Linked DNA regions of Homo sapiens: region 2 is linked to region 1. Evidence: read pairs that join two places in POLR2A ChIA-PET (ENCODE). Cell type or tissue: PC-9. All regions are shown on one strand. Each heading gives the region's core, and the rest is flanking DNA. Links, peaks and the distances in the headings are about the cores only.

Region 1 (5,374 bases), core at 255-5,254:
CTTTGCCCTCATTATAAATGGTCAACTTGGCCTTCTGATTTCTAAGTTCATCTCCTGATGATTTTGGCAAGTATCAATAAATTATCTGGAGACTGCTTACCAACGTAGGGGGACTGACATGATTTAAAATCCAGTGTCTTCACTTGAGGTTTGAGTGATCAACCAAAGTTTAGCTGTCCTAAGAAGCCCTGCTTCAAAATCCTTTCCTGGCCGGGCGTGGTGGCTCAAGCCTGTAATGCCAGCACTTGAGGGGACCAAGGCTGGAGGATTGCTTAAGCTCGGAAGTTTGAGACTGGCCTGGGCAACATAGTGAGGCTCTGTCTCTACAAAAGATACAAAAAATCCTTTCCAGCATGTTCTCATCTTTCCTGGTACTTGTTCTTGGTGGATGTTCTAAGAATGTCTATTAAATGAATTAATTGCCATTATGTGATTTACCTCCTCTCTAGATTATAAAAAGAAGGCTTTTCCCAGACAGGCACAGTGGTGCACACCTGTAATCCCAGCACTTTGGGAGGCCAAGGCGGGCGGATCACTTGAGCCCAGGAGTTCGAGACCAGCCTGGGCAAAATAGTGAGACCTTACAAAAAAAAAAAAAAAATTAGTCAGGTGTGGTGGTGCACACCTGTAGTCTGTAGTCTCAGGTACTCCAGAGGCTGAAGTGGGAGGATTGCTTGAGCCCAGGAGGCAAGGGTTGCAGTGCACTCCAACCACCACTGCACTCCAACTTGGGTGGCAGCGTAAGACTCTGTCTCAAAAAAAAAAGAAGACTTTTCTGGGAGGTTGCACTTAGCCATGATTGTGCCACTGCACTCCAGCCTAGGCAACAGAGCAAGACCCTTGTCTCAAAAAAAAAAAAAAAAAAAAAAAAGAAGAAGGCTTTTCGCCACTGTTGAATCTTCCACAGCACCTCGCACATACTGGGTGCTCAGTTGCTTTTCTCATTTGCTTGCTTGCTTGTATGACCAAATGCCTCCAGCCACCCTGTGACCTGGGATACACTTGAGTTCTCATTTTTCCCAAAGCTGACAGGGATCCCAGGCTGGTCTTGGTTGACCTGGAAGAGTCTGTCCAAAGGAGGAAATTATCTCCCCATGAGGATTATTCTATTTATTTCCTCAGGATTGGGTCTGGTTGGAATCCAGCCAGGAACTCAGATGGTCCAAGACAGATTTGAGTTAGATATTCACACCCAGCTGATTCTGCCTGCCCAGGGAACAGGAGCATCTGTCAGGTGCCAGGAAAGTCAATGACAGATGTCTCCCCGTGGGTGCAGCGAGAGCTTCTGCAACTTCAGCCGAGGGAGATTCCCCAAGTGACAGCACTGCCTCCGCCCCCACTTACATTTTGATCTAATTTCTGCATGTGATATCGGAACTGATATTCTTTTGGTGGGAAGGGAATAAAGCAAGGACAGGCCTGAATCATCTTCATGTGCTCATCAGGAGAAATCATGTTTTTCTACTGCTGGGATTGCCTACTAATAGAAGGGCAGGGTTTTCCCCTCCATGGGTTTCAGGCAATGGAATGTCCTGCTGCCTCCTCAAATTAGCTTCAAATACCACTGGGAGCAGCAAAGGGAGACTGGGCCACGTGTCTGGTTCATAAATTACTTGCTAGCTCCTGTGGTATTCATTTTTTTTTTTTTCTTGAGCGTTTTTGTGCTCGAGCCATCGGTTTCTGATACAGCTTGCTTGAGAATCAAGATATTTCAATGCTGGAAGATCTAATAATTTCAAGGGCCAGCAAGCATTTATTTGAAGAATTTTCTGCAGGGCTGGCAGGCATGAGAAAGCCTCTTTCATGCAGTGGGGAATTAAGGTCTCTGAACTTGCAGTCCACGAATTCAAGAAGCGGATAGAAATGCTCACAGTTTGGGATGTAGCTTTGTGTAGTGTGGCCCAGGGCGAGATAATCCAAGTTTAAGTGCCTCCTCTGCCCCCTTATTAGCTGTGTCACACTGGATGAGTCACTTCATGCCACTGAGCCACATTTGTTCATGCATCATATGGTCACTGAGCATCCAAACCGCATGGAATGGAGGAAGGAGTTTACTGAGCATCTGCTCTGCCCTGGCACTGTGGCAACTGTTTTTTCATAGTTTTCTTTTCTGTAAAATGTAGTTGATACTATACCTGCTCTTTGTCCCTCCAGGATTGCCATAAGACTCAAAACAAGACAACATGGGAAAGTATATTGGGAGCAGCAAAGAATATAACCATGTAGAGGCCTGTTACCTTTGCCTTAATTCAGATTTTCCACATTCTCTTACTCTTTCAAGTATGTACAAGCTTGCCTGGGTGTGGCTTTGTGCGGCTGATTATTCACCATACCCCATCTAAGTTCGGTGTAGACACACAGCTGGGAGTGTAGTATTTCCTTCTGAACCCATGCCCCTAGATGCATGTGTCATCTTGAAATGTACAACACCAGTGAGGACACCAGCTTCCCACATTCTGTAGAAGATTGAGGCTAAAGTGGGTATGAGTCACGTGAAGTTGAAGGGCTGGGTTTGGTACCTTTGTGCTGTTGATTCCCATGTTGTCAGGGATAAGATCTGAGTGATTAGATGAAACTTGGTCTCCTGCAGCGAAAACAGCATGGGCTCAGGAGTCAGACTTACCCATCCAGGCCTCTTTGCTCTGCCAGTTACTAGTTATATAAAGATGGCTTGACTCAGCTTGGGCAAAAAGGAGAATGTAGTGGTAGGATCGTAGGGCATCTAGAATAAGGGATAACTGGAATGAGGACTAAAATGTCTCCAGGATACTTTCTCCTGGTTTTGTTTGTTCCCCTCCCCACATGTTGGCTTTATTCTTTCAGTCCAGCTTTTTCCCCAGAGAGGGGATCATGGCTTTTGGTATCTCTCGTATCTCATGGATCTAGCTTCACTATCAAAGAAGGCCTGGTTTCTTCCCTCAATTCCAGTTTCAAAAATCCTGGGACTGAGTGTGGTGGTTTTTCCTTGTGATTCCAGTGCTTTGGGAGACCGAGGTGGGAGGGTTGCTTGAGCCCAGGAGTCCAAGGCTGCAGTGAGCTGTGATCATGCCGCTGCACTCCAGCCTGGGTGACACAGTGAGTCCCTGTCTCAAAAACAAAACAAAACATAGGCCGGGCACGGTGGCTCACGCCTGCAATCCCAGCACTTTGGGAGGCCAAGGTGGGCAGATCACGAGGTCAGGAGATCGAGACCATCCTGGCTAACACAGTGAAACCCTGTCTCTACTAAAAATACAAAAAATTAACAGGGCGTGGTGGCAGGCGCCTGTAGTCCCAGCTACTCGGGAGGCTGAGGCAAGAGAATGGTGTGGACCCAGGAGGCGGAGCTTGCAGTGAGCTGAGATCGTGCCACTGCACTCCAGCCTGGGCGACAGAGCGAGACTCCATCTCAAAAACAACAACAACAACAAAACAAAAACAACAAAAAAAAGCAAAAACAAAAACAAAAACAAATCAAACTTATCTGAATAATATTATTACAGAACTGAAAAAAAAAAAACCCAAAAATACTACTGTAAGTATATAAGAACATAATTGAATGTGAAATTGTTCTGTTTTATGTAAATTATGTTTAAAGCTAATAAAGGGGAAATGTAGAAAATTATAAAGAATTTAAGAAATAAGGCCGGGCACAGTGGCTCACGCCTGTAATCCCAGCACTTTGGGAGGCCGAGGCGGGCGGATCACGAGGTCAGGAGATCAAGACCATCCTGGCTAACATGGTGAAACCCCATCTCTACTAAAAAAAATACAAAAACTTAGCTGGGCATGGTGGCAGGTGTCTGTAGTCCCAGCTACTTGGGAGGCTGAGGCAGGAGAATGGCGTGAACCCGGGAGGTGGAGATTGCAGTGAGCCGAGATTGGCCACTGCACTCCAGCCTGGGCGACAGAGCAAGACTTTGTCTCAAAAAAAAAAAAAAAAAGAGATAAATCAGGAATTTCAAGCTATCATAAACCAATACATTAAAATAGATATCATTATGTATGCAATTTATAATATATAAGAATATGTGCAATTAATCATTTTCTTTTATATTTATGGAAATAGCTGAATGACATCCAAAGAGCATATTTCTCTATGTTCCGGAGGAAGAAAGTTATCATAAGCAGAAATTATAATAGCTTTGAGCACTGTCTCTTAAGTGGCCAAGGTAACAGTTTCTTGATCACAAACCCAGCTGGCATTTACAGGTACTGTGAAAGACTAGATCAGGCCTTGGCAACTGAGGGCAATATGGCTCTTAGAAAGAACTGAAGGATATAGTTCAAGGCTTAAACCAGCTCTGCTCAAATTTGCCTCTCAAAAGCAACCAAAATTGAGGCCCCATCATTTGAGGTCTGGCCAAATGGCCTTGCTGCCTGTCTCTCCACCTCCCTGTATCTTCTTGTAGTTCCTATCTACTTTTAGGGTCGTGGTAATAATGGTCAAAGTATCTAGTCACATGCCTAAGTAGGTACTCAAAAAATACTGCTTTACTTTCTTTCTCCAATGGCTCCACACATCTTTTAAAAAAAAATCATGAGCACACAAACAAGGTTGGCTATAGACATTTCATTGTAAGAGCCAGCTACGTGGCTCAAATATTGGCTGTGTTACCCTCTGATTTGTTTAAAATTCACCCAGGGATCCCACAATTATTCTCAATTTGATCTGAGCAAGCACAATTGGAAATATATCTTAGTATTCTAAATGCCTTCCTGGCCCATAAGGAATCAGGCAGGCTACAGCATGTTTGGATAAAGATTCACATCTAACCCATGAACATATATAAAATGCTTATATCAGTTATCTTGTGTTACACAGACACAGCGACAAAATTATAGTGTATGGTATGCCAAAGGCTCAAAATAGCAGGATGGTTATTTAAATTGTAGTTTAGAATTCCTCAAATCACTACCTTTTCCTAAGAAGTCCATATCCTTATGACATTGTAAGCCCAATAAAGAAAGGAGGAAATATAGTGTCTATCATCTGAATGTGCAGACTCCATCATATGGCAGAACATTTGTAACTAGCCACGTGGCTTGGGGCAAACCACTTTATTTCTTCAATCTGAAAAACACTTGCTTTGCATACCTACCTCATACAAGGCTTTGAGATGGACTTCTGAGGGATGACTCAGACATGCCTTTAAAGAGAAGGGCCTACTGGGTATGGACTTTCAGTAGAGTTAAGTACAGAATCTGCAATAGTTCTAGAAGCAGAATGGGATATTCAGGAATGGGGATAAGCAAGTGGTCTGATTTGGTTGAAGGATATGGGGCATGCAGAGAGTGCAGGGGACTAAGGTTGTTGGGGGGCTATTTATTGGATGTAGAGGTCATAAGAGGGGAGGTATCACAGATTTGGAGCCTAGGTGACTTGGAAAATGGG
Region 2 (5,374 bases), core at 232-5,231, 89 kb before region 1:
AGCTGGGATTACAGGCATGTGCCACCACGCCTGGCTAATTTTGTATTTTTAGTAGAGACAGGGTTTCTCCATTTTGGTCAGGCTGGTCTCAAACTCCTGACCTCAGGTGATCCACCTGCTTCAGCCTCCCAAGGTGCTGGGATTACAGGCGTGAGCCACCGCACCCGGCCTGTATCTCCTTTCAAAAAGAGCTGCTGTCCTTGTCCACTTTGGGAAGCCAAGGAGGGCGGATCACCTGAGGACAGGAGTTCTAGGCCAGCCTGGCCAACATGGTGAAACACTGTCTCTACTAAAAATACAAAAATTAATTTACAATGAGCTGATGGACCCACCCGGGGTCAAGACAGTGACCAAGCGAAATGGGCGTGGGCGTCACGAGGTGTCTGCGGAAGGAAGTTGGAGGAGAGTGGTCCGAGCTCTTTTGAGGAAAGCCATTACTGTGAAGAGCGGAGCTTCAGCGGTCTGGCTGGGTCGGAGGCGAAAGCGGAGCCCATGAGCCCCCTCTCCCCCACTGGGGGGGGACTTCCCGGGGCCGCAGAGAGAAGTCCGACTGCGACTGCGAGATCGCGCCCTGAGGGGGCTGCCGCCCTGGGAGTCACAGCCCCGCCCCTCTCCCTGCCCTGTCAGTGGGGACTGGGGACAAACTACTTAACCTTCGGACTCTCAGTTTCCCCAGCTGGGAAGTGGAAACACCACTGCCTACCTCGTGGGGTGGAGGGAGCAGAAACGGAGCCGAGGGCGCGACCGCGGCTCAGTAGTCTGGAATGTGGGTCCCAGTATCCGACTAGCTTCCCCCGAAGGGGTCTTGGCTGTGATACCGAAGCACCTGAGCAACTGCGTTGCCTGCGGACAATACAATAGGAAGCATTTACTGTTTGGCCTAGGCTGTGTGCTAAGTGCTCTCGTCATTACAAACTCGCAAAGGTTACCTACAGAAGGAAACCTTGAGATGGAGGTTAAGCAGCTTAGGCAACAGAGCAAGACCCAGTTTCTACCAAAAAAAAAAATTTTTTTTTAATTATTATTATTATTTTTTTTAAACGGAGACTCGCTCTGTTGCCAAGGCTAGAGTGCTGGAGTGCAATGGCACAATCTTGGCGCACTGCAACCTCCACCTCCAAGGTTCGGGGTAGTCTCCTGCCTCAGCCCCCCGAGTAGCTGGGATTAGATCTTTTAGCAAGTTGGGCAGATGACTCATGCCTGTAATCCCAGCACTTTGGGAGGCCGAGGCAGGTGGATCACCTGAGATCGGGAGTTCGAGACCAGCCTGACACCAACATGGAGAAACCCCGTCTCTACTAAAAATACAAAATTAGCCAGGTGTGGTGGCGCATGCCTATAATCCCAGCTACTAGGGAGGCTGAGGCAGGAGAATCGCTTGAACACCCCTTCTCTGGTCTCATGGAAAAATGGTTTGGAAATGGAAGGGACTCATGACCTCAATCTTTACCTCCCTTGCAATTATTACCAGTGTACTCATTCTTGTAGGTTGTGTCATACCTTGCATTTGTGGATTTGTGCAAAGGCTTATAGAAACAGCTCTTACCAAACCCCTCTCCATTCTCCCCCACCCTACTCAGATAAACTCCTACTTCTAGAAACCAAGAGGAGCAACAAAGCCAAAATATATTAGAGGAATTTGAAGAGGAAGAACTATAAAGTCAGGAGGGGGAAAATTGCCAGAAACAGTAAGTTCCTCTTCAAAGTTTCCTTGGTCTTTCTTGCTCTATACGCAGCCCTTCCTGCTTAATCAGGAAGGAGCACTTGTTTCTCTGTTTAATGGGTAACTAGCAAACCTCTTACTTGGTAAACAACCCTTCCCGCCTAGTTGGTAATGGACAGCCTCTCCCTTCCTGCCTAATTGGCCTTATTCAATTTCAAGCACTAGTCAATTGGGTCAGCTTAGACTGTGCTGTCCAACTCCAGCAAATGGGGAAAGGACACAGAAACAGAAACTGTGTTAGGGATAAAAACCCCTGCTCTACCCGGCTTGATGTGCTCTTGGGATCAGTCAGACGCAAGCTGTACCCTTCTGCAGAAGTAAATGTGCCTTGCTGAGAAATTCTTTGTTTAAGTGGTGGTTTTTCTTTGCAGCACTGAACACTTGTTTCTAACACCTGGGGGGCAGAGGTTGTGGTGAGCCGAGATCTTGCCATTGCCCTCCAGCCTGGCGCCATGGCTCACATGGGAGGCTGAGACAGGCAGATCACTTGAGCACAGAAGTTCGAGATCAGCCTGGGCAACATTGGCAAAACCCTGTCTCTACAAAAAATACAAAAACTAGCTGGGCATGGTGGTTCAGGCTTGTCATCCCAGCTACTTGTGAGGCTGAGGTGGGAGGATAACTTGAGTCCAGTAGGCAGAGGTTACAGTGAGCTGGGATCATGCCATTGCATTCCAGCCTGGGTGACAGCCAGACTCTGTCTCAAAAAAGAAAAAGAAAAAGAAAAAAAAGTGGTGGAATCTCTTACACCAGTAAGGGGGTGTACCTTTTTGCATGCTTAAGATCTTCTATTTTCTTTTCTATGAGCTGACTGCTCAGATCCTTTCCCCATTGGCCTTTTTGAATTGTTGATCCTTTGTATTTGCATCCCTAACCTACTTGTTCTAGTCTATGATTTCAGTTACACATCCAACTTTTGTTTTTTTAAGATGGCTAACCAGTTGCCTCAGCATCATATATGGAGCAGCCCACCTTTTCATCAGTCTGAGATGCCACTTTTATCATATAATAAAGGCCTCATATATACTTAGGTCTATTTCTGAAACTTTCTTTTAAACAAAAGAGCCTTCTGGTATCATGGCTGTTTTTTAAACTTTTGATTGATTGTGTACCTACCTTTGTATACCTACCTTTGTGTACCTGTGAACGTGGCCTTGTCCGTGTGGTTAGCAAGGAGCATGTGTTCCATTCCTCCTCTGGCTGCCCTTCAACACCATCCACTGCTCACAATGCTGCCAGGGAAGCCTGGGCACCTCCAGAGGTGCCAACCTGACCATGCCAAGGCTGCCAACTCCAGGTGCTTCTAAGGTTTTCAGTCCTTGGGCACCAGGAGGCTGCCAGGTTTCCTGCCAGCTGAGGAGAGCAGCCTATTCAACTATTCAACCTATGCAACTCCAGGTCCTGCTATTTCTGTTTTTCTTGGCCCTGATTGCACTTCAGTTTTCGCCCTGTCTTCTGGAATGGCTCCTTCAAATTCCCCTTTTCATCACATCAGTTTTCACAGGTAGTTGAAGAGATCTGCTTGGAGAGAGATACCATTTGTTTCCCTATTTTCCTTTGCCTCCTCTCTGACTCCTTCCACCACCCCTGCCCCCTGCCCAGCCCCACCATTCTTTTCTCTCCCGCCTGGGCCTCTTCACAGTTACCAACCAAAAACTTTCACTTATAGCAACAGAAACAGAACTGTGCCAATCTGTGTGGCCTTGGTGGGGGAAGGGAGATTGTTTGGCTGCAGCAGCCAGCAAAGTTAGTGTTCCATATGGCTCCTTTTTTTGTTTCTGTTTTTTTTTTGGGGGGGGGCGGAATTTCGCTCTTGTTCCCCAGGCTGGAGTGCAATGGCATGATCTCGGCTCACCACAACCTTCGCCTCCTGAGTTCAAGCGATTCTCCTGCCTCAGCCTCCCTAGTAGCTGGGATTACAGGCATGTGCCACCACGCCTGGCTAATTTTGTATTTTTAGTAGAGACGAGGTTTCTCCATGTTGGTCAGGCTGGTCTCGAACTCCCGACCTCATGTGATCTGCCTGCCTCGGCCTCCCAAAGTGCTGGGATTACAGGCATGAGCCACTGCACCTGGCTGTTTTTTTGTTTTTTTGATACACAGTCTCACTTTGCCATCCTGGCTGGAATGCAGTGAAGAGATCACGGCTCACTGCAGCCTTGACCTCCCAGGCTCAAGCAATCCTCCTGCCTCATCCTCCCAAGTAGCTGGGACCACAGGCGCGCATCACCACAACTGGCTAATTTTTTTTGAGACGAAGTCTTGCTCTGTCACCCAGGCTGGAGTGCAGTGACACAATCTCAGCTCACTGCAACCTCTGCCTCTCGGGTTCAAGCGATTCTCTTGCCTCAACCTCCCAAGTAGCTGGCACTACAGGTGTGCGTGTCCAGGTAATTTTTGTGTTTTTAGTAGAGACAGGGTTTCACCATGTTGGCCAGGCTAGTCTTGAACTCCTGACCTCAAGTGATCCACCTGCCTTGGCCTTCCAAAATTCTGGGATTACAAGTGTGAGCCACCACGCCCAGCCACCTGGCTAATTTTTGTTAATTTTTTTTTTTTTTTTGGTAGAGATGAGGTCTACCTATGTTGCCATGGGTGGTCTCAAACTCCTCCTCAAGCGATCCTCCCCCCTCGGCCTCCCAAAGTGCTGGGATTGCAGGCATGAGCCATTGCGCCAAGCCCATATGCCCCTTTAAAAAAAAGATATTTAGTAGAAATGGAGCATCTTGCTACAGTCTTGCTGCTCACAGTGTGGTCCCCAAACCAGCACCATTGATATCATCTGGGGGTGGGTTAGAAGTGCAGAATCACTGGCTCCAGACCTATTGCGTCAGAACCTGCATGTTAACAAGGTTCCCCCAGAATGCACATGCACATCAGAGTTTGGGAAGCATTCTGCTCTGGGACTTGATGACTGAAGGAGGGAGGCTGAGGGAGAGAGAAGAAGCAAATATGTTTTTTGAGACCTCAATTCTCACTACCAATATCTGAAACTTGGGGACCACATGGATTTGGATAACAAGTGATACAGTTATAACTCCAGATGTCTACGCTGGTGGCTGAGTGGGTCTTAGAACACTTTCTGGGGTTATAAAATACAGAATCAGCAAGTTGAGGCAGAAAGGCCTGAAGGGAGATGGCAAATCCGTGTGAGCAAGGCTAAGTCTAAAGACCCATGGGCCAGGGGTGCTTACTGAGAACAGAGTACGTGGCACCATTAGGGGCAGAGGATGGAAGCAAGCACATATGAAACTAGGCATGGTGGCATGCTCCTGTAGTCCCAGCTACTCAGGAGGCTGAGGTGGAGGGTCACTTGAGCTGGGGAGGTCGAGGTTGTGAGCCATGGTCATGCCACTGCCCTCCACCACGGGCCACAGAGCGAGACTTGAAAAAAAAAAGAAAGAGAGAGAGAGGGAGAGAGAGAGAGAGAGAGAGAGGGAGAGAGAGAGAGAGGGAGAGAGAGAAAGAAAGAAAAAAAGAAAGAAAAAGAAAAAGAGAAAAAGAAAGAGAAAGAGAGAAAGAGTTGAAAATCTTGGAGGCCTTTGAAAACATAGAGAGACTGGACTTCTGTTTCTATGATCAGGGTGAGGTATACAGGTGGTCCCCAGTAGCCATGGACTGGGAGAGATGACACGGAGATACTACTTTGTG

The links. Peaks named below come from ENCODE experiments on the same cell type or tissue, not always from the same donor. Only the 100,000 strongest peaks of a DNase experiment are listed, where the experiment ranks them.
Region 2: POLR2A ChIA-PET joins it to region 1 with 6 read pairs; 24 of 35 experiments call an interaction of 5 or more read pairs at or near these places.

The regions. Positions count from the first base shown.
Region 1 is chr17:43,466,901-43,472,274 of GRCh38, forward strand. No RefSeq gene overlaps it. Among named protein-coding and RNA genes, the nearest start is that of DHX8, 14 kb to the right of the region's middle. In PC-9, for the core only: no CTCF peak of the experiment used is centred there; DNase peaks (open chromatin) are centred at 1,981 and 2,421; H3K27ac peaks cover 2,809 bases.
Region 2 is chr17:43,378,420-43,383,793 of GRCh38, forward strand. LINC00910 (long intergenic non-protein coding RNA 910) reads right to left here. Exons shown (of 6, transcript NR_027412.1): 2 at 2,854-3,241; 3 at 704-843. LOC124904007 (a long non-coding RNA gene) reads left to right here and starts at 1,331. Exons shown (of 2, transcript XR_007065762.1): 1 at 1,331-1,688; 2 at 2,653-2,749. In PC-9, for the core only: no CTCF peak of the experiment used is centred there; no DNase peak of the experiment used is centred there.